Linked DNA regions of Homo sapiens: region 1 is linked to region 2. A link is a loop called in an ENCODE intact Hi-C map of the cell type or tissue named here. Cell type or tissue: Caco-2. All regions are shown on one strand. Links, peaks and the distances in the headings refer to the core of each region. The heading gives the core; the rest is flanking DNA.

Region 1 (15,004 bases), core at 7,005-15,004, 51 kb before region 2:
TCACCTCCACCACTACTCCTGCTTCCCATTTGGTCCTAGTGAATCCTGGCTCTCCCTTGCAATCTTTATTTCACATGAAGGGATCTACCTCAAAATTGAAAATTATTCCTAAAACTCTTTTCTTAGACTCTTCCCTGTTTGCTAATCTCCCTTGCAATAGTGTCCAACCACTTTAGTGCTGCAACAGATCCCACTGAAGCTCTGCCCATATTTGTTGCCACTGTAATATCTTCTGGTATGACTTTCCATAGTCACTGTTCATTTTTCTTTGCCTGAGAGCTTTCTCTGGTGGCCTGAGCCCACTCTGCCCACCAGCAGGTAAGACAGATGTGCTGGAGGATTAATGCCCCAGGGAAATCCCTCAACCACTGATGGGCATGATTGGATTAAATACCCCAGCTTCCTAACATCTCAGGTGGGATAATTCTGAGGAGTGTGTCTTCTCCTGGCTCACAGAATTCGTCCCCAGGGTGATTAAGCTGCAGCTGATCACAGTAGTAATGTGTTTGATAATACTACCTCTTTTCATGACCTTACCATCTTTGCCCTCTTCTCTTCTGGTACTCATTGGAATCATCATCCAGATAATCTACCTGTACTTGAACCTTTGCCTCAGAGTTGGTGATAGGGTTTAAATCTCACCTTGAATTGTAATAATCCCCATGTTTCAAGGGCTGGGCCAGGTGGAGGTAACCGAATCATGGGGGCAGTTTCCCCCATACTGTTCTTGTGGTAGTGAATAAGTCTCATGAGATCTGATGGTTTTATAAATGGGAATTCCCCTGCACAAGCTCTCATGCCTGCCACCATCTAAGATATGCCGTTGCTCTTCCTTCACTTTCCACCATGATTGTGAGACCTCCCCAGCCATGAGGACCTGTGAGTCCATTAAACCTCTTTCCTTTATAAATTACTCAGTCTTGGGTATGCCTTTATTAGTAGCATGAAAATGAACTAATACTGTTGGCTTCCAAAGGAACCCAAACCAAGACATGCATTTACAAAGCTCTTGGCAGCTGGTCTCTTTCTAACTCTCTGACATCACCTGGCATCTTTCTTCCCCAGTGTGGTTTCTTGTTCCCCTTCTTCCAAATTGAGATCCTGGTGGCCTGAACACTTACTATTCCCCAAACAAGCCATGCCCTAATTCACCCGTTTGGTCTTTGCACATGCTGTTTTCTCTGCGTGCAATATTGGCCATTTTATTCTGCAATGGGTTTCCCCATTTGCAACACCTCACACATTGCACTCCAATGAGCTAGTTGCTTGTCTTTGTATTTGGAATATTTGGATACTCTGTAAGGAAAATGGCTGTGGATGTCTATCTTGGCCACCACTCTTATCAGTGTTTAGTCCAATGAATTGTGCATAATAATGCTCAATAAACAATTGTTCAAAAATATTTGAGTAAATGAATACTTTCATAAGTTAACAAATGTGTTTTTCTGTGGTATAAAGTGGTATACATATGGAAAGAACTATTTCTAATATGATTTTAACAAGCTGACACCCAGACGTTGTCTAAGAAACTTGGTCACCATCTCCGCAGCCTCTGGGAAAAATTCTGTTTGGAGTGCCAAAGATTAAAGAGGGAAATAAAAACATTCAGCTAAGCATGTAGTCCAGGCTGGAATATACATGTTCCAGCCTCAGAAAAATATGGAGATAACAAACTTCCCACTCCCAGGGTAGTCTGTGGCTGGGCTACATGTCAAGCAGAAAGAAAACAGAGCATCTCAAAAACTGTGGTCCTTCACTGCCTTCAAATCCCCCTCATTTTGTCCCTAGGCATGAAGCCCAGATTTCTAAGACTCCACAGATCTCTGCATTTCATCAAGACCCCTGTGGGGAGAGCCCAGGTACCAGGTAGCAGCAGGGGCAAGTTAGTTAGTGATGTCACTGTGTTTTCTACTCAGGGGCTCTGGGCAAGTGGCAAGTTCAAATTCTGAATGAAACCTCTGTTAATTTCCCCGTCTGTAAAACAGAGTAGATTAGACCAATTGCTTTTACATCATGCTCTTTGGAACCCCAAAGCTCTGAAGAAAATAGAATGGAGCTATAGGAATTGGGCTACCCCATCCCCTTTGATTAGAGAAGCTCTTTTGACTTGGCATTTCAAATAAATTTTGCACTTGAAGAATGGATTCTGTGGCCCAAATTTCTGAGAATGTTTGACTGATTCAATTACATCTGAGGCAGCCCCTCAAGGATATAAAACCCAGCGTAGGAGAAAGTAGATATCAAAATTGGATATAGGGGCTGGGCACGGTGGCTCACGCCTGTAATCCCAGCACTTTGAGGGGCCGAGGCAAGTGAACTGCTGAAGGTCAGGAGTTTGAGACCAGCCTGGCCAACATGGCAAAACCTTGTCTCTATTAAAAATACAAAAATTAGCCAGCCATGGTGGGAGGTACCTGTAATCCCAGCTACTCAGGAGGCTGAGGCAGGATAATTGCTTGAACCTGGGAGGCAGAGGTTGTAGTGAGCCAAGATTGTGCCACGGCACAGTCTGGGCAACAGAGCGAGTCTCCGTCTCAAAAAAAAAAAAAAAAAAAAGATATATGGTGGCAGGGGTTCATTGTCAGTACATGGAATATCTTTGGGTAAAGCAAATTAAAAACTAGTCTAGCTCTGTTTGGGGTAGGATGGGGTTCCTCAGGGGATAAATTCCATTGTTTTGGCTGCTTCTTCACTGGCTTCTCCATAGCATCTCTTAGTGTTCCGTCATGGTGTTCAGTTAGCAGCAGGCTCAGACAGCTCATCTCATCTTCATCTTGGTAATCATTATCCCTATTGCTCAAATGAGGAGTCATGAGGCTTAAAGGTTAAGTGACTTGTCAATGATCACAGGGCTATAAAGCAGAATAGCAGAACTGGAAACTAGGACTCCTACCTACTCATACTTCCACAATGCCAACACACATTGCTTCCCTGCTCTACCTTTTGTATTATAAAACTGTTGTATTTTAAGGAATCTTTGCTAACATTTCCCCTTTGACATTTCCCCTGTATACCAGTTTTATAGTACAAAAGGTGTTATAGGGGGGCAACTTTTGTGGCTGAACTTAAATGGTGTCTTATTCTCCTTCCCCCAATTGCTCTGAAAAAATGTCTTCTTTCTACGGAGAAATTTTGCGGATGACTCTCTTAAAACTTCTTCATATCGAGATATAATATACATACAGAAAAGCATGTGAACTTTTAAGTGCTTGATGAATTTTCATAAGCTGAACAGAATTGTGTAAACAGCACCCAAATCAAGAAACAGAACATTACCAGCACTGCATGGTAACACAGCATGTAAGAGGCTATGATCCCAGATCTCACCTAATTCCATTCTGACCCCTTTCCCAAAGCCTTCCTATCTCATTTTGAGACCTTATGACAACATCACTGAGGGGTCATCAAGGACATTGTTTGAATTCGCAAGCCTACAAACCTGATCACATGGTCTTAGGTTTCTATATTTTCCTGATAGCTGGTCCTAGAAAATAGCTAGATTTTCCTGTTCCAATATTTTATTGTTTAAAACTGAAATCTAATGTGAATTTTACTCCCTGCTCAATTTTTCTATGAACTAAAAACTTATTTAAGAAATAGGTTTTTAATTAAATACCCAGTCTATTAATTAAAAGAAGGAAAAAAAACACATCTAAAATTAATCAGTCAACTCCTTCACACTGCCACCCGAGGGACCTTTCTCAACCACAAATCTGACCATGTAAATCTCTAAATATTGTTCAGCAGCTCTGCATTGCTGTTAAGATAGAGCCCCAAATCCTTTGTATGGCTCTTAGTGACTTCTCCATCCTCTGGTTGGGCCACTGATACCCTTTCTACTGTCTAAACGCATTGGCTTTTTTTTCAGTTCTTTGAAAGTGTCACACTTTTTCTTACTTAGAAGGACGCACCTGCTGGTTCCATTTGCTTAAACACACCACCTGCTTTTTCTCATTGCCAATTCCTTCTGTCTCTGAAAAGGTCAGTGCCTTGCCCAAGTCACAGGGTGGACAGTACTTGAACTTGGTTTCCCCCATTGCTAACTCATGCTTCTGTACAGCACCGCTGTTTCTCACCTTAAACATCATTCCTTTAGAATTTAAAGCATTTACTCAAAGAAGCAAGGGTTCTTATGGATTGAAGGTTAGAGAGTCTGTGCTTTTGTCCAAACTTTTTATTTCTGGTGTTAAAGGTTAAGAACTGAATAGATTTACTAATGCCAGTGCAGCATAATAGAGTGCCCCCTCCAAATTTTTTAAACTGAAACATTATTTTTTTTTGGATAGACAAACTCCAAAACTTGCATTATAAATATAAATGAATCAAAATACTGAATATTTCTGCCTACTTTGAAGTGAGAAAGAAATAATTTCCCATTTGACAGATTAATAAAGTCCAGTGAGCTCTCCATTACTCTGTGTGTGTGTCTGTGTACGTGTATGTGCGTGCGTGTGTGTCCATGTGTGTGTGTGTTTAGGGCTGGAGAAAGATGGAAGAAGATACTGGGATAAAGATCTTTCATCTTGAAGTAGGAAGCTCTTTGCCCCATGACTTTTTGTCTCTTCAGACGAAACCAAGGAATATAAAAAGCCACATTAAAACTCTCATCTTTTAATCTTTCTGTTTGAGAAATATTTGCCTCTTTTCAGGAGCCTATTGTCTAAATGTTGTTTCAATCTTCACATTGAATAGAACTGTGTAAAATATTTTTCTTTTGTCAATTATTTTACTTTGAAAATAACCAGTTATCTGGAAGAATTTAGCAATGACTTTTTTTTTCTTTTTTAGTAGTCTCCCTAATGTTTCTCCATGAGTTATATTTTTAGAGTCCAAAAAAAAGCCACCCCACTATGAGTAGTTCTTGACTTCCCTATCCCTGCCCTTACACATAATTCACATTGATGTTCCCACACAGCCTTTTTGTGAAAAATTCAAAATGTAGTTATCAGCAGATAAACACATATTTTGACCTGCCTTATGGTGGTACTGCCAGCTAGCAGCTCAGTGGACAGTGCTAATAAATTTACTACATAAAATGCCTGTGCAAGCTCTTGAATGATTCATGCATTTTGTTTCTATTATCTTATAAAATAAGTAGATATCAGAAAAATTAGTGTATTATTACTTGTCATAAGTAATTCTGGTCTCATACTACTCATAATGAGATAATATAATATGTTCAGCACTGTTCTAAACACTTTGCATATTTATCTCATTTAATTCTAGCAAAAACCTTATGAAATACTTTTATTATTTCCATATCACATATGGGAAAACTAAATCTTAAAGCCATTAAATAATTTTCTAAAAATCTCATAGCTACTACCTAGTGATAAGATGAACAGTGAGATACACTAGACAGATTGAAAGCAGCAACATTTCAGTTCCAGCTGCAGGCTCATTTTCACATATGTAAAATTATATATATGTGTGTGTGTGTGTGTGTGTGTGTGTGTGGAGATACATATATATATATATATATGTATATATGAGCCTGCATATGCATATATTGTGTGTATATATGTATATAAAATATGACATTTTAATACCGGAAGAGTAAGAAAGAGTTCATCTTAAAAGATAGAACTCCACAAGAATGAACAATTGACCCCACATTTTGCCTTAGACAAATGAAAACTTAGTTATGAACTAGCTCTGATCCACAGCTTAGCACTTGGGAACCACTGCACTGGTTTGTGTCTTTGGACCATACCAGTGTTTACATCTGGAAGTATATTATTAAAGGCTGTGTGCAAAAGGCAATATATAACCAAGAGTGACATATGCTTTAGCTCCCCAGAACTTTCTTATAACATGTAAGAAAGTTTTTCAGTTTTTGCATATGCAAAATTAGATACTTTCAGGAATTAATTTTGTAGAGGAATCGATATATATTGGATAAAATCTTGTTCTATCATTGATTGTCTAATTCCAGGCCCCAGGGCTCTCTCCATGTTAGCGTGTATATATGACAGCCCTTTATCATTCCGCAACACACAAAAACCACACAACAACACACTGAAGCGTACAAGCTATTATATATTTTCATAATATAGAACTTTAAAGTATAGTAATCAACAGTGGCAAAATATTTCTGTCTCTGACATTATTATTTGTGAGATCCAACCTGTAATTGAGATCAGAGAAAACAGTATGGGAAAACAAATCCATGAGAACAGGATAAAAATATCATGAACAGCAAAATATGTCTGAGTATTTAAAACTGTATAGAAAAAATAAATTAGATGAACAATTGTGTAAATATAAATTAAAAAAGATGACATTCTTAATAAATAAAGTTTACTATTTACATTTTTATATATTGCCAAAAGATTTAACTTAGATCCATAAAAACACATAAACAGAAAAAAAAATAGGAGCAGCAAATTTATGCGCGTGAGGTACAGAAAAAGGATTGGAATTGTGTTTAGTTTTTGGTGTTTAGATTATTTTCTTTGTGTCTTTCTTCTTTTTCTTTTTTTTTTTCTTTTTTACAATAGGCCAGAAGAATTCTTATGAGAACAGCTTTTAAGCACTTCAATGGAGTGTCATTTTTTTGGTAGCTTCCAGAAGGTGCCAAACAGGTTTCAACATCATATTAATTAGAAATACCCATAATAATTATAACAATAATAAAAAGGTATAATATGGTACATAAATATGGAAGAGCAGTTTGTAATATGAATACATTTTCTCTAGACGAGATCACAGTTTTATTTTGTAAATATTACATTTAAGTATATATATACACACATATATGTACAACTATATATACATGTGCATATATATGTAAATTTATATTTATATATAATATCTTTATATAGATAGATATCTGCAGACAGGTTATTGATTATAGAGACCCAAGAAAGCAACTCAATAATTGTTCAAAGTTTTCCTCACTGACTGCTGGTGTGTAGTTTAAGAAGCCCCCATTTGTTTGCACTCAGAATGCCTTATCTTCTTTTAATGGAACACTTGATGTGGAATTTTAAGTCTGAGAAGTGAGGTGCCTTCTGAAGAAGAGATTTTAGAGACTCCCTTCCTCTATAAGTTGGAAATGACCAGAAGTCTTAAGTAGACGACAGTTAGCTGACTTTGACATTGTAGGACATAATCAGCTTTTAACCAAATTATAGAACTGGTAAAGGGTAAGATCAAATTTGCCAAAAAAATAAAATATTCTCCAATACAGGTCTCTCTTTTAAGGTGGACTACAATTCAGGAGCTCCGGCTTTATTCCTTGAAATATCAAACAAGCACTCCCTGTCTTGTCTTTCTAAAAGGCCGATGGGCCTGTGCATTCTTGAATAATAACCCATGGACTTTGTGTCAAGCGTTGGCCCTCACAGCCCACCTAAAACCTCAGGGCCTCAAAATCTCCTGCCCTCCCACTGTGAGGTAGGTATATAGTATTATCCCCATTTTGCAGCTAGAGAAACTGATGCAAATGTAGAGGCAATTGGATAACTTGTTCAAGATCACTGAGCAAACTGCTGCCTGGAGTCAAAAATTCTAACTTCTGTACAACAGGGACATAATTTCTCTTTTGGCTATTATACATTTCTTTTAAAAAGCAAGTGATTGGTAGGAATTTGGCAAAAGTTGAATAAGTTACAAGAACAGGCTTTTATTCATTTGCTATTTGGTTTTTATGTTTCTTGTTTACTTCGTTTGATTTGTTTCTCAAAACTCACTCAGTGGGATTACCTGTCTGTCATGTAGCAGCTTTTTAAAAAACTGGACTGTGCAGTGTGGTTCTGAGTGCAGTCTTTATAAAGCCCAGTGCTGTACTGGTAAATATAAACATTTTATAACGTGAAAAGCACAACGACACAATATGTCCCCTTAATAGCTGGAAAAACCAATATAAGCCCTCCCACTCCCTACTACCACTGATTGCCACCAAACAAATAAACAAAATGCCCACCCCACCCAACAACAACAATAACACATCAAGGGGGAAAATGTCATATTTCCTGGACCTACCACAATGTACAGAAAATAACAGACAGTGTTATCAAATCCCACTCTATGTCTTCTAGGGAAATCTTTATGTTTGTGTCTACCTACTGAGGCTGTAGAATAAACAATTTCCTTTAGGAAACATAAAAATAGGTTTTTTATTCTTAGTTTTTAATCATGCATTTTTATTTCCTTTTAATCTCTTTGTCTTCTATTATCTCTATCTGTACAGCTTTGTCACCATTTTTTTTTATTTTCTCACTTGAAGTAGTTCCAGAAAAAAACACAAAACCTCAAAACTGTTAACTTGACCTTATAATTTCCTTTCTCTTTCTTTCTTTCTTTCTTTTTCTTTCTTTCACACAGGTAAGACCTATAACAACAAATTGACAATTACAACCAAGTTAAATCGAACCTGGAAGGGAGGTAGCTGAAATCTGTCTCAAAGAATTATTTTCAACAAATAGTATTTAAGCATTGGCCAGGATGGGAATAAGACCAAGAGAACCGTCTAGGCAGTGACTCAATGTGTTGAAGCCAGGAGTGGCAGCTGATACCCTGCATTTTCAAAGCCCTACCATCTATGACAATCTTTCCCTTCCTTAACACCCCAATTCACCATCAAAACTCATTTCCCAAGGACTGTATTTCCTTAAAAGGTTGTTGGCACAGAATCTGGGGGTAATGCAAATCCTTTGGGTAGGTAGTTAAGATTGTGGCTTGGAAAAGCTTCCCTAAATAGGGCTTAGAGGACTGTCCACCTCATCTTTCATATTTTGCTGCTAACAATCTAATACTTCAGATGCAGAACCTTCAGTGTTTTAGGGCCTTTGAGCTGCTGACACACAATAGTGCATCAGAGCTGCCTCTCAGTGCTCCGGTCACCTACACAGAAGATGACTGAAGGAATGAAATGACGAGTTAATTCCCAGGAAGAAAATGAAACTGGGAACAAATGCATTGCCCAAATTGAGCTGACCCTCCTCCACTAAGGTTTGAAAAGACCCTATTAAAGATACCTTCCATGTGGGCACGAGGTTGGCCACCAATCAAGTAGCCTCTTTTGCCTAATATCCTTGGCAAATATAAATTTGTTAGCAACAGGTCTGAATGAAAGAGACTGGGTGGGTCTTGATTCAGAAGAGCTGAATTCACTCTGTGAGTCTGAAGATACAAGTCAGCCTCCAGGAATCTTTGCTTAGCTGGATAGTGTGAAAATAGATGATGATGGGAGTGAAGATAGAAAGAGGATAAGGACTGATTTGAGGGAAGCTGGTAAGGTTCTTCTGTGGCTCCTGAAATCACATCATTAGTAATGTCATCTTTGGGTCTTCAGAGCTTTTTGTATTACCTATGGGTATAATTAAGCAACTGGGAGGGTTGATACTGTTACATTTCTTAGCTTGTACCTTCTAAGGTAGTTAACACCACACAGGCTGATAACTCAGGGCAAGAGAGAGGCCTGGAGAGTTGACAAGAGTGTGAAGATACTGGAGAGGGGTTCAAAATAGGATCAATTCTTCTAATACTATTCTTATTTCTTGCTAATAATTTGTCCTTGTAATTATAGTGAAGTAATGGTCTGGATATAAATGAGATATGGTTTTGTGAGGAAGAAACATAGAGGATTATTCTTAACAACTGTGGCAGCCTTGCCAATATGGAACCCAATTTCAGAGTTTGTGAAATGGTACAAGTCTCATAAACTATCTCAGCACTGCATCCGTATTTGTGGGCACCTGTGCCAAAAGCACCTTGATATGTTTCTTAGTGTAATTGGCCAGAGATGGCCAATAGATGTCTTCTCAAGTGTTTTTGATCACCAGGTCAGTGCTATTGGGAGTGATATAATATGGTGGTTCCTAAAGTTATTTTTGGTCTCTTTTTTTTTTTTTTTTTAAGTGCTATGATAGATTAACAACACCTGCCTTGGATGCAGGAATTAGGTGGGGCTGCACACGTGCATGGTATTTTCTATCCCTATGCTAGGTTTTGTTTCTGTTGGCTGTCTTCACTAGACTTGAGATGACTTGATTTACAGTAATCCCTATGTGATGTAACTAGTCTAGACCTTCCCTTCTCCGCAATTCCCAGCTCCAGGTTTCAGAAAGTATGCCACACTCAACCCTTCTCTCCAGTTCATCCTGTATTAATTTCTTCCCATATTAATTCAAAGGGAGTGGACAGGTCCCTGGCTGAAAAGAAATAAAGAGATCCCCAAAGTGGTGGGGGCTTCCACGTGCAGTTGACTAATTTTCACTTAACTTTTGGAGGCTAGACATGGGAGAGAGAAAAGCACTGCCCAGTCACAGGTATGGAAGGGAGTACTGCTAGCTGGAAAAACCATATAGAAAACATGATGACCATGTTGAGTTGTTGGTGCTGAGGCTGTGAACTCTTTGGCTTCCTTCTGATGGCCCTCTTGAGAACAATCTGTACTGTTCTTATAAAAGATTCTTTCTCCCAGAATTATATCTCCTCAGAGCAACAGCAAGGTTCTCAGGATCAAAGCCTACTCTAGCCTGAAGGGCTAGGAAGATTAGGATAAGGATAAGGATAATAATCCAAAAGTCTCGACAATTCCAGTAGTCTCTGGATGGCTCCAACATCATAGAAATTTAACACTGTTCCACTTGTTTACAAAATCTAACACTGGCTTAGACATTCTGGACTTTCAGTGAGGGTTCCAGCATCTGATGTCCCTCAACTCCTTTCCAGGGTGAGAGGCCCACTTACAGGAAACTTAACTTCTCACCATGTGGACCCATGAGGGTTTTTCTCTTGCAGAAGGGCTAAAAAGTGAGGAGCTATGGAAAAATGTGGGTCACTTTTAAGGCAGACTGTTTGGTTGTGTGGAATTTTTCCTAACCTAGTTCTACCATCTTGGATTATTCAATGTATAGGATAGAGCAGCAGGAAAAGTAGCAGCAAATGTGGTCCCAAGGCAAGATCTGGGGGAACAGGTAAGTCCTAGAGGGATATTATGACCTCAAGCCTCAAGCAAGGGGCTGATATAATACCTTGACATTGCAATCCTAAGCCATTCTCAGATTGGCCTCGAACCCTGGAGTTGGGGTAAAATCCCCCATGGCAGCAGAAGAATTGGGGCGCTTTGCATACCTGATAATCTTTACCTCTTCCTAGGTCCTAGTTCCCTAGAAGGTAGGGGATCACAGACTGTTTCACTTCCAATCCCAAAGGACTGCACAATTGTGCATGTCCTACATATTCTGAGCCTCAGAGTGTGAACTAGCTTGACATCTCCACACTTGGTCTTAGCAGTTTCTGCAAATTTCTTTCTCCCAAGGATAGTGTTGGCTAGGAGCTTGGGAAAGAAAAGATTGAGTTTATTCCGGTCTCTCTCTGCTCATCTCCAGAACTGCCCTCACACAGATGTTTGTATGGGTGTGTATGCATGCATGTGTACTAAACACAGATGGGCACACTCTAGATATAGAACACGTTTCTTGCTGTGGTTGTGTGACAAATGGCTAGAATTTTAGGAGGCTCTGGGACTGCACACTGTATATGCAATCCATCTCAGACTTTGGGATGGGAATCCATTTCATCATCCAGCATGGCGAAACTTGGTTCATTCGCCCCAATGTGAGTCCTTCCTGGGTAAAATTAAAGGCAGACCGGTTGGGTGCTAAGGATCCCTGGTGTGGAGAGGCCATTCCGTTGAGCAGCTGACTGTGAAATCAATACCAAAGGGATGTGGGTCCTGGCGTTGGGAATTCTTTGACAACTTCTTGTCCTTCCTTAGCCATGGCTGTATCCCCGGAGGTCTTTCCGGCTGTGTTCTTGGGCCTGGGGGTCCCGACAAGCACAGTCACCTTGTAGATCACAGGACATAGGGAATGGGGTGACCTGCAGAAAGAAGAAGTGAATCAGGTGATTTGGTCTGAAGCAGTAATGATCAGAAAGGCAGTGCAGCGCAGGGATACAATCACTGGATTTGAGGAGCAGAAGGTTCAAGTTCAAGTTATGGCTCTGCTTCTTGCTATCCTGGTGATAACTTTTATCGAGCACACCATGATCATAATCACAGCAGTTTTCATTTGCAGAGGCACTTGCTATGGGTCAGGCATTTGCTATGGGGTAAGGCAATGTACTCAGTGATTTCCAAACAAGAAAACACTTTTGACAACTCTATAAGACAGATGCTGCAACAATCACCCTTTTATTGATGGGGAAACTGAAGCTCAGAAAGGAATAAGAATTTGCCAAAAGTAATAATAAGTGTCAAGTCTGGTATTTAAAGTAAAACAAGCTACTTACTTATCTCAGAGCCTCAGGTCCCTATGTAGAGCTGATATAATAAGACCCACTTTGTATTTTAAACTATAGGAGCTGAGTAAAATCATGGGTGGAAAATTGTCGTGCACTGTAGCAAAGTTGATTAATAGAACTGTGTAATGGAATATCTGATGTATAAGTGATCAAGTGAAAGAAAGGATGTGGAAGTGTCTTTTGAGAAAACATAAGTCTCTGCACATACTGGTCACTTTGACTTTAGTAGGCAATGATGAAAACAAAAAGCATGTCTCAGGGAAGCTAGACCACCTTCTGGGAGGCTTGGAATCCTGAGTAGGGAATAGATCGCATGGTGGTTTTGCACCAAATTTGAAGGACCTGGGAAGCAGATTTTAGCATACGAACAAGTGAGAGAACTGAGTTCAATACAGTTGCCAGTTCGTTCCTTCATGTGCTCTGTGACCTTGGCCAGCTTTCCTTTCTGCAAACTGATAGGAAGAGCCCAACAGAGTGAGTGTCTTCCCCATCCAGGAGATAATCTATCTTTCCAAAGAGCACAGTGCAGTTCCTGCTTGAGTCCCCACCTGAACTAACGCAAGTAGATTTCACCTCATTGCATCATGACATTTGCATATAACTTTCCCCAGAGAGCCTCCCATCTGCGCAGATGGATTTAATGACCTCATTTGCCTCCTGCCTGGGCAGGGTCTCCAAGTGGTCACGTAGTCTCAGAGAGAATCTTTGTTTCTATCCTTCTCTCTCATGTACTTGTGGACTCATTCTCAATGTCTACCTCTTCTTTTTTCTCTGCCTCTTTGACCTCTTTCCCTCCCTCCCAACCTCTCTCCATCCTGAAAGTTTGCAATAATTTAAAATGTAGAATGGAACATCAGAAAGATTTAAGTATATGCCCCAGCTCTCTCATCTACTTGAGATGTGACCTTGAACATGTGACAATTTCTCTGAGTCTCAATGAACTCATTCATTTAATGGGAAAAATAAAAGTGTAGACCTCCTGAGGTTGTGATAAGGAATACATGAAATAACTCATGAAAACACCTCACACAGTGCTTGACATATGCTAAGTGCTCAATTATTCTGTCTCTTTCTCTCTCCCGCTCCCTCTCCTTTATTTTTTTGGTCTATCCTCCCACCAATTCTGTGGCCCATAAGGCAGGGACCAGGTCAATCTTGTTTATTCCTGTTTTCACAGGCCCTAAGCCACAGAATGAATAAATTTGTATTCATTGATCCATCTCTCTCTGACTCTTTGTACTTATGGCTACCACAAGTCTTTGTTTCTCTTTTCAATTTAAATTCATAAGTGCTTGATGCTGTGGTAAGCATTTCCACCGTCCCCTTTTCCAAGCAGCACCTCTCTTCTTGCTCACAGCTACTTGCTGTTCTCTGTTTAGGACATTTACTTTCCATCCTCTGTGACTTTGTGGAATACATCTAGGATATTCCATCTAGAATCTAGAATATTTGCCCCTATTCATTTTACCTTGAAGAGAAGCACAGAATATTAGAACTGGAAGTGGCATAGAGAGAAAACCCCCCAGTCCAAACAGGGAAACTGAGGGCAAAGCCAAGTCAAAATCCAACCACTGGGGTAGAGTGTGGAAAGTACTATCATGAAAGCCAAAAGGTTTGGGTTGGGATCCTTGTTTGCTTCATACTCGTTGAATGATTTTGGGAAAATCCCTCCACTGTCATGATCTTAGGTTCTACATCTATGAAAGGAGGATTTTTAAAATACCATATTTCATGTTGCATTTTTTCTGAGGATCAAGCAAGAAGAAACATGCAAAAGCCTCAGCACATGGCCTAACACCCTTGAGATGCTCAGTGCCAAATACATATATGCTGAATCAGATTTCTCCCTCACTCGTATTTCACGATCTTTCCTGCCTATTGTCCCCCACCGCCCACCTTCCACACTTGAACAATCTCCTTGTCCTTAACTCCCCCATGCTTTATCCATCCCCGTCTCCTACCCTTGCTCTCATTCTATCATTAGCACGATCCAGTTACCTCTAATGTCTTCTCTAATATTCTGTCTGTAACACTTTCCCATTGAGCTCAAACACCCATGAGGGATGGTTTCATGTCTGTCTGCTTTATCTTTTGTGCTTTCTGCTGCACCTCACTCAAGGCAAACATTCAAAAAATTATATGTCTTAGAATAAAATCCAAAGTCCTTACCACAAGTTCAAGGCCTTGCATGATCTGATTTCTACATAAGTCTCAGATCTTACATGGTTTCCTTCTCCTCCTCACTCTCAGTGGCTTCTTTATTTATTGGTTCCCCAGATACTCTGTTTTCCTACTTTTGTGTCCTTAGCCACTAATGGCCCTCCACTCTGACTGCTCTTCCCTGGCCAGCTCTTTTTCATTGTCCAGGTCTTTTCGCAAGTATCACTACCTCCCTCAGTAGTCTGACCAAAGATATTAGGTTGGTGCAAAAATAATTGTGGTTTTTGCCATTGAAAGTAATGGTAAAAACGGCAATTACTTTTGCACCAACCTAATAGCACCATCACCTTCATACCATATCACAGCATCTTATTTTTGCACCCTTCTGATACTGAATTACTTCTTTACTTCGATGTCAGCTCACTCTGGGCAGGGACCATGACTGTTATTGAACTCAGTCTTTATGCATTCAATGACCCATGAATGAATGAACAAATGAATGCATGAATATGCAGGCAGAATACAAGTCAGGGAGCCTCCACTTTTACAGTCAGTTGCTGGGTGACTTTGGACAAGTTACTTCCCTTCT
Region 2 (8,000 bases), core at 1-8,000:
GGGCAGTCATTGCTTTGGGGTGCCCAGCTAATGCACAAGGTTAGTGGGAAGGGGAGCTGTATATAAAGTACAGGAAGCACACCCTCTCCAAATTGCCTAAGAGAGATAACATATCTGTGGAAAAGGTGTTGGGACTCTTAAAAAGTACATTGTATTAGCTATGTATATGGTAAATTATGAAGTGAAAGTCGTGGTTTTCTGTGACAAGAGAACATAAAGTTTCCAAAATGTTAATCAAGAGAGAAAATGCAAACCAGAAATGTGCTTTCTGGAAGAGGGTGAATAGAAGTTAGCAGTGCACCACAGCTAAAGCAGGCACTGGTGATTCAGGACCATGGATATGTCCCCCCACCCCTGCAACAAACTCCAAGAGAGTTTTCAACTGGGCAGTATTTCTGTGCACCAGCTGTAGCCACTACCCTGCATCTACAATGTGGCTTTGAAGAAAGTAGGGTATGATACATGATGTGCCCTTCGTTTGTCTTCTTGGCACTGGCCTGTATACTGTGAAAGATGCTTACTGCACTGCCAACTCTCTGCCTGAGGGCTATTATACTGCTCATGGATGCTTATTATACTGGTCATTGATGCTTACTCTGTCCATATGCAGGGTGAGTTTAAAGTACCAAGGAGTTAATGCCCCTGGAAGCACCACTAAACTAATGGTGGAGTTGTTGGATTCATGTGCCAGTTTCCAGAGTTGCAATAACTCGGAGGCATGTTCTCCACCGTCTCCCAGAGTTTCCCAGAGGGACTGAGCTCTAGTTGCCCACAGTGGCAACTTGCTTTAGAAGAGAGCCTGTTGACTTTTGTCAGTTCCATGTCTCCTGTCCTCATTCCCCCACCGTATTTCCTGGGGGAACATGACTCAAGACACGAAGTGAAGGCATGTCTGAGCCTGAAGTTCCTGGTAGAGGGTAACGTCTCTTCATAGAGGTGTTGATATTAGAGATTAGATTCCATCAAGTTTTGGGTCCGTCAAGTTTTGGGACCCTGTAAGTTCACTTGTTCATCTTTTAATGCAGAAAAATACATCCTGCCCAGCCTGTCTACAAATGTGGGTAAGGAAATTCCAATCTCTAATGAGCATTAAAACAATTGTCAACTTGTAGCAGTGTCAAAGGAGAGGTACTTATTTTTATTACTTCATTTAAAAGATTACCCAGGAGATCAAGTCTCTTTGGGAGTGCTGTAAAGATTAAAATTAACATAGAACAGAACTCAAGGAGAGAAATACTAGACCTTCAATCTGGTATTCTAAGCACTTGCCTCATGGTGTTGGCACTTTCTAGATCCTAAGGCAAGGGCTGTATCTTGTATATTCGTTACTCCCAGAGCCTAGCCTACTGCTGAGCGAATAGTAGGTCCTCGGTATCCATTTGTTGAATGCATAAAGTATGAATTTATCTGTGACCTTGAACAAATCACCTAACTTGTTTGTCCCTAAACCAAAGCTGTCTCTGAGTTCTTGTCCATCTCTAGCATGTTAGAATGTGAAAGAATATTGGCCACTATATTGTTTGGAGGAAACAAAAATGCACTAGCTGGACTGGAATAAGGACAATCACTCAATCAACTGGCTGCATTAGCCAAGGGCTGGTACGGGGGGATTGCAAGGAGCAGGGGGGTAGACTTGGTAAGGGGTAGACTTTAACGGAAGTACAGAGGAAGAAGACAGATTAAGAAGGACAAGAGGTACAAATAGAGGAGAGGGCCAGGTGGGGCAAAAACTGAGGGCAGAAAGGATTTCAAGCTGGTCATTATTATCATTATTATTTATTGCCTGTTTAAAATTAGTGCTTTTACTATTTCCAATAGTAAAGACATGGAATCAACCTAAATGCCTATCAATGATAGACTGAATAAAGAAAATGTGGTACATATACACCATGAAATACTATGTGGCCATAAAAAAGAATGAGATCATATCCTTTGCAGGAACATGGATGGAACTGGAGGCCATCATCCTTAGCAAACTAATGCAGGAACAAAAAAACAAATACTGCATCTTCTCACTTATAAATGAGAGCTAAATAATGAGAACACATGGACACATAGAGGAGAACAACTAACACTGGGGCCTATCACAGGGAAGAGGATGGGAGGAGGTAGGAGATCAGGAAAAATGGCTAAAGGGTATTAAGGCAGGCTTCATAACTGGGTGATAAAATAATCTGTACAATGAACCTCCATGACACAAATTTACCTATATAACAAACCTGCACATGTCCTCCTGAGCTTAAAATAAAAGTTTTTTTTAAAAAAACTGTTGTCCTTTTTGCTTAAACTATGTTATGATCAAAGGAAAAACAAAAGGTAGAAAGGAGAAAAGGGAAGCAAGTAAAAGAAGGAAAGTTGAAATTGATCACCTCTTTACCCCCTGGCTTGAGATGAGGGTGGGAGGGCAAATTAGGTGGCAATATCAAGTTCAAGAGAAAGGCAGCAGGACCTTTGCCCAGTCCTTGCTGCCAGTAGATCCAAGCAGAAGCCTCAGCACAGTACTCTGAACACTAGATGATGCTGACAACCAAGTTGCATGAAGTGGCAATTGGTCCTAGTTGATCAATATGGAAATAGAGAGATATTTCCCTGTATGGTCAAAGGAAAAGCAAAGTTGGGATCACCAACTGTCAAAATGATGGTCCTCCTAAGGCCTTGTCTCCCCAGCCAGGTCACACTTCCCCAACAACAGTTGGCAGTGGAAGGATCTGCATCATTTTGATTAAGTATTATTATTAGCCACAATGAGGTCTGTAATAATCAATGTTAATTTATACACCTCCCTTTCCCAAAAGCCTCTGATTGATTGAGAGAAGTATGATTTCCTAGTCTGGAGTTATTAACACATTCCACATCTAGTCCCAGCATTCTAGGACACCCAGGCCAGCTACTCACTTTTTTCTAAAATGTGACCTCTTCTCTGGTATGCCAGTGTCTTTTTCCCCTCAATAGCCCTGGTGCCTAGCTCAGGAGGATGCCAGATGCTTCCTGTCCATATCTGCTCTTCTCTGCCCAGCTGGCCCCTCTTAATGAGTGGCAGCCAGCATTGGAGAACAACAGACCTGGGTTTCAATATGGTCCCCACCACTGATGGTGCAGCCTTGGGCAAGTTCTTTAAACCCTCTGAGGCTTGGTTTCCTCATCTGTGAAATGGGAATAATAGTAACGCTTACCTCATAAGGCTTACTGGCCCTAATCATACAGAGTGAATTAGTTTCATCAGTCCCAAATGTAACTTTTTTTTCTTTTTCTCTCTTCCTTCTTCCCTCCCTTCTTCACTTTTATCCTCTCTTTCTTTTCTTTTTTGCAAGATTTCCAAGGTCTTGGAAAGGGCTTCACTGTCATAATTATCCATACACTCTTTTTTCTTTCTTATCTGCATAGCAGGGCAGTTTACATAAATACAATTAGTAGGAAGAAGTCAGGAGCATAGATAAAACCCATCCCACCCTTGGTGTTTGAGACCCAGAAAGAGGGCCTGGATGCAGCTTCTAGGTTTCCCATAGACAAAGGAAGGCTGAGCTGGGGAAGGCGTTCTTGATACCTTTCAATTGTGCAGGGTGACGGCACTGGAAGGAACATTGACTGCCAAAGGTGGTGCCCTCAGGGCAGGAGAAGGAGGCAGCATAGACTTGATGGTGATCTGGGATGCTGCAGTCGACTGGCTCACAGGCCACCTGCTTATTCCACTTGCCCTCTGTACAGGTCACTGTGACGCTGGGTCCCGTCTGAAAGGCAGAGTCGTGCATAGTGAGGAGTGGCAGACTGAGCTCTAGATGTGGAGAAATACCCTTCTTCCCAAGGTGACGGCTCAGAGTCTCGCCCAGGCACTAGGAGACCAATGCTTAGTGTTTAACGTTAGCTCACTTTTAATGATCCCAATAACTCCATGAATTACATATTTCAGATCTCAAAGACACAGAGACTGAGACTCAGAGACATTACATGATCAGCCTTAAGTTAACCAGCTGGGAAAAGGATAAGTTGGACTTGAGTCCAAAGGCTATGCTCTTAACTGCTGTCTATAGTGCCTCCCAGATCACGATTTCCATTTTATTGATGAGAATCTTGAGGTTTTGAGACCTCACAGGGCATGATGACTTCTTTCACAAAACAGACTGTGAAATACAGTTCAATGGTAGGACATCAAGTGTTGATTTGTATGTCTTTTATTAGCTCTAGAGGAGTTACTAGGAACTTGTTGTAGTGTTTGGCACACAGTAGGCACTCTCCATGGCTATAGGAGACCTCCATGTTTTTCCTCCATGTTATGAGACCACAGGCAAGTCCCTTTTCCTTACTTGAGTTCTCCCTTTGGCAAAATGGATGGATTGAACTCATGAACTGCTCAAAGATCCACTCCCTACTCTCAGATTTGGCGGCTCAATAGTCAAGAGAGAAGGGTACAAAGACAAAAAAAAGCCTAGGAAAAATGAAAGAGTAAATGGAGATTTGAACCAAACTACACGATGGTGGAGCTGGGTGGAGGGCAAGACCATGCTACGGAGTCAAGGGATGGACAATCATTGCAGCCTGGAGGCTTTCATTCAAGGAGGAAGCCGCTAAATCCTAGGGACTGGAGATGCCAAACGTTGATCTGGGATTTTAAAAGCAAAGGACATTTTCCCTCTTAAGCACACATCAAAGGGATGTGTGCTTGAGTGAGGTCCCTCACTGCCAAAACAGTCTAATTGTTTCTACAGGAGTTCAGGCCTGCCAAGTCTGACACACGGAAGTAGGTGTCTAAGAAGAGCAAGTCCAGAAGTTCTGTACAAATAGGCATTCCCAGCAGTAAGGAATGTGCCCTGTGTGCTTGCAGTTTGAAGGCAAAGTCCACTGACCAGCCCTGGAAAATGCTACATTTAGTGACAGAAATCCTCAAATCCCAGGACAACCTGTCCCACTCCCCCAAGCCCCACCTGGGACATTACAGCACCATCTTGCTGAAGCAACATTCTGTCACATCACTCCAAATCATTCACTACCACCAATCTCACGCAGGACACGTCCTATCTTCCATGACTCCTTTGATGACTGTCTGAGGGAGGGGGTCTCCCTGCTACCAGTCTTACTGCTAGACTCCAAGCTACACCCACATGGAGTATCTAGAAGAGACTTTGTCAACCAGGATCTGACCATGTCATTTCCTGCAACAGCTCCCTGTTGTCCTGAAGATCAACCCCACACTTCCTGACTAAATCAACAGGCCCTGCACCAGTGGATTCAGCTGGCCCTTCCAGCCTCATTGCTTGGGTGAGTACAGAAAAAGAAAACAAACAAACAAAAAAATCTGTGGCATGTTTTTTTTTTTTTTTTTCTCATCAATGTGCTTCCACATACTATCCATGCCTGTGCCTACTACATATATTTCTTCCTTCTCCCCAACACACACCCCTTTGCTGATCTGTCTAGTTAGCTGTTTCCATGTCACTTTTCCAAGGCACCTCCCTTGAATCTCTCTGTGCCTCCACAACACCCTACAATTCCCTTGACAGCATTTATCACACAGTGGGGTCATCATTAATGAGTTGTCTGACTCTTCCTCCACCACTAGGCACTAAGCTCCTTCAGAAGAAGGACTCGATTTGTCTTAATGGCTTCTTTTTCTTTAGTACTTACTATAGCATCCAATTTCCAGTGAACAGATGCTTTGCAATGAATTAGTGAATGAATGAGCATCTCATTGACAGAGGGCTCACCTTGTCATAAAGCAGCCCATTCAATTATGTTCTCACTGTAAGATATTCATTCCAAAATACTCAGCCCCATGGTCTTGGAGATTTGCAACCTACACAAAAACATTGGTAAGTATTGTGTGGAACACTACTCTGCACAGGAACCCTTTTTCTTAGAGATTCCAGACTGCTTGCTTGGTTAATTGATTCATTCATGCATTCATTTAATCAATAAATATTTATTGAGCACCTACTATGTGGCAGCACTATTTTAAGTGCTGCTGGGTATTTAGCAGAGAACATGGTTAACACCCAGTAAGCCTTCCCTGGGCTGCAGAGAGGCTCTGAGCTCAGCACCTGCACATACCTGGCTCTTGATCAGCTCATCATCCCGCCGTATCTGGAGCACGTAGCCTGTCCGGCAGCTCACAGTACACTGGGCACCGTGGTAGCGGTCGCTGCTGGAGCAATTGAGAGAAGCATTCTCCACAGCCAGCTCTGGACAGTCAGTTTTCTCACATGCGAAGTGCACGCAGCTGGGGAGGAAAGAAACGAGGGGAAGAAGGAGTCTCCTCACAGGACAGCTATGCTCAGTTGGAAGATAAAGGCTAAGAGCCTCTTTCTCCAAGATTTCAGGGGGCTTGAGACTGAGGACAGAAAGGGGTGCTGGCTAGGGTGAAGATGACTCTAGAGGCAGCGATTAAAGTTTCTCATTAAGAGCACAAGTTATGGCAACAGACAAACCAGAGTTCAAATCTTGCCACTTGAAAGCTTTGTATGTTATCAAGATTTAAACCTTGAATAGCCTCAGTTTTTCCATTTGTGAGAAAGGGATCATCATGATTACAGTGAATATTTATTGCATTTTTCTACCAGGCACCAGGTTGAGCAAAAGCCTTTTTCTATTTTGTGAGTACCCACTTACAAGGATCATTTTGAGAATTAAATCAGTTTAGAAAAAAACGCATAGCAGAACTCCTGGCATATACTAAGCACTCAGTAAATGGTAGCTGGGCTGGGCGCGGTGGCTCATGCCTGTAATCCCAGCACTTTCGGAGCCTGAGATGGGCAGATCACGAGGTCAGGAGTTTGAGACCAGGCTGACCAACATGGTAAAACCCCACCTCTGCTAAAAAAGAAAATACAAAAAATTAGCTGGGCGTGGTGGCAGGCGCCTGTAATCCCAGCTACTCAGGAGGTTGAGGCAGGAGAATAGCTTGAACCTGGGAGGTGGAGGTTGCAGTGAGCTGAGATTGCGCCATTGCACTCCAGCCTGGGCAACAAGAGTGAAACTCCATCTCTAAATAAATAAATAAATAAATAAATAAATAAATAAAAATAAGTGGTAGCTGATGTTGTAAATATACCTATGCTCTATTACCTAGTTGGCAAAGTACATCACATCTCTGAGCTTCGGTATACTCTTAAATTTGGCCAACCTCATATAGCCACGAGACTCAACTGAGGTGATGGAGGTAGAAGTCTTTTATAAACTGTAAGATAACTTACACATCATTAGTGGAGTTGTACAGAGACTATGTCTTGCATCTTGCTGCAACTCTGAATTCTACCTTTCTGCCAGTCTGAATTCCACCCGTTCTTTAGGTCTAAGCATCATGCAAATTTCCATAGGAAGCTTTCTCTTGTGTCCCTCGGCAAGCACCCTCATGGGTATTCTACCCTTCTTTCTATAATGCTGTTGCCTCATGTTTGATGTATTAAAAACTCAGTTCCTCAGTGCCAGTGGAACATAACAGATTGCAGGCTAATCTTTAAGGATGCAAACAGAAACAGCATGAAATCCTCATTCTTGGATGATCATTCCCCTTGTATTATAGTTAGGCAAGCACTCAATAACATTAGTTACTATTTGCTGATTGCTTATATACATGAGCTCACTCCATCCTTACAACAACCCTATGAGCTAAGCGTTACTCATTTTACAGTTGGGTAAATTGGGGACTGGCAAGATTAGGTTACTTGTTTAAGTGCCCATCCAGAGGGGTGACTCCAAAGGCCTTGTTGTTAACCTTGTCCCATGTTTCTGGACTAGAACGTCCTTGAGGGCAGAGAAAATGCCTATTTCATCTTGGTGTACTTTGCAGTGCCAATAAAAATTCCTTGCAGATGTTTCCTAAATGGCAGGAAACCAATGGTGATGATGCCTTGCAATAGCTCTTAAACACTTTAAAGAGGTTGATTCTGCCTAACAGTAAAAGCTTCTAGGGGGCAGTTTTCTCTGACTTTTGCCTCTCTGACTGTGTCTACCCCCAACACCTGGCCTATCGTATGCACCGATGATTTACATCTAGAACCTCAAGGCTT

What was found. Peaks named below come from ENCODE experiments on the same cell type or tissue, not always from the same donor. Only the 100,000 strongest peaks of a DNase experiment are listed, where the experiment ranks them.
Region 1: a loop joins it to region 2, with 7 times the contacts of the local background. A loop is called at or near these places in 3 of 110 quality-filtered maps.

The regions. Positions count from the first base shown.
Region 1 is chr9:116,393,337-116,408,340 of GRCh38, reverse strand. It overlaps PAPPA (pappalysin 1), which reads right to left. Exons shown (of 22, transcript NM_002581.5): 22 at 6,020-11,832. The coding sequence ends at 11,725. It overlaps PAPPA-AS1 (PAPPA antisense RNA 1), which reads left to right and starts at 7,735. Exons shown (of 1, transcript NR_103711.1): 1 at 7,735-10,184. RefSeq lists an enhancer at 12,406-12,905. In Caco-2, for the core only: no CTCF peak of the experiment used is centred there; no DNase peak of the experiment used is centred there.
Region 2 is chr9:116,342,754-116,350,753 of GRCh38, reverse strand. PAPPA (pappalysin 1) reads right to left here. Exons shown (of 22, transcript NM_002581.5): 14 at 6,043-6,211; 15 at 3,545-3,728. The region is part of intron 1 of PAPPA-AS2 (PAPPA antisense RNA 2); the gene reads left to right. Among named protein-coding and RNA genes, the nearest start is that of PAPPA-AS2, 17 kb to the left of the region's middle. In Caco-2, for the core only: no CTCF peak of the experiment used is centred there; a DNase peak (open chromatin) is centred at 4,773.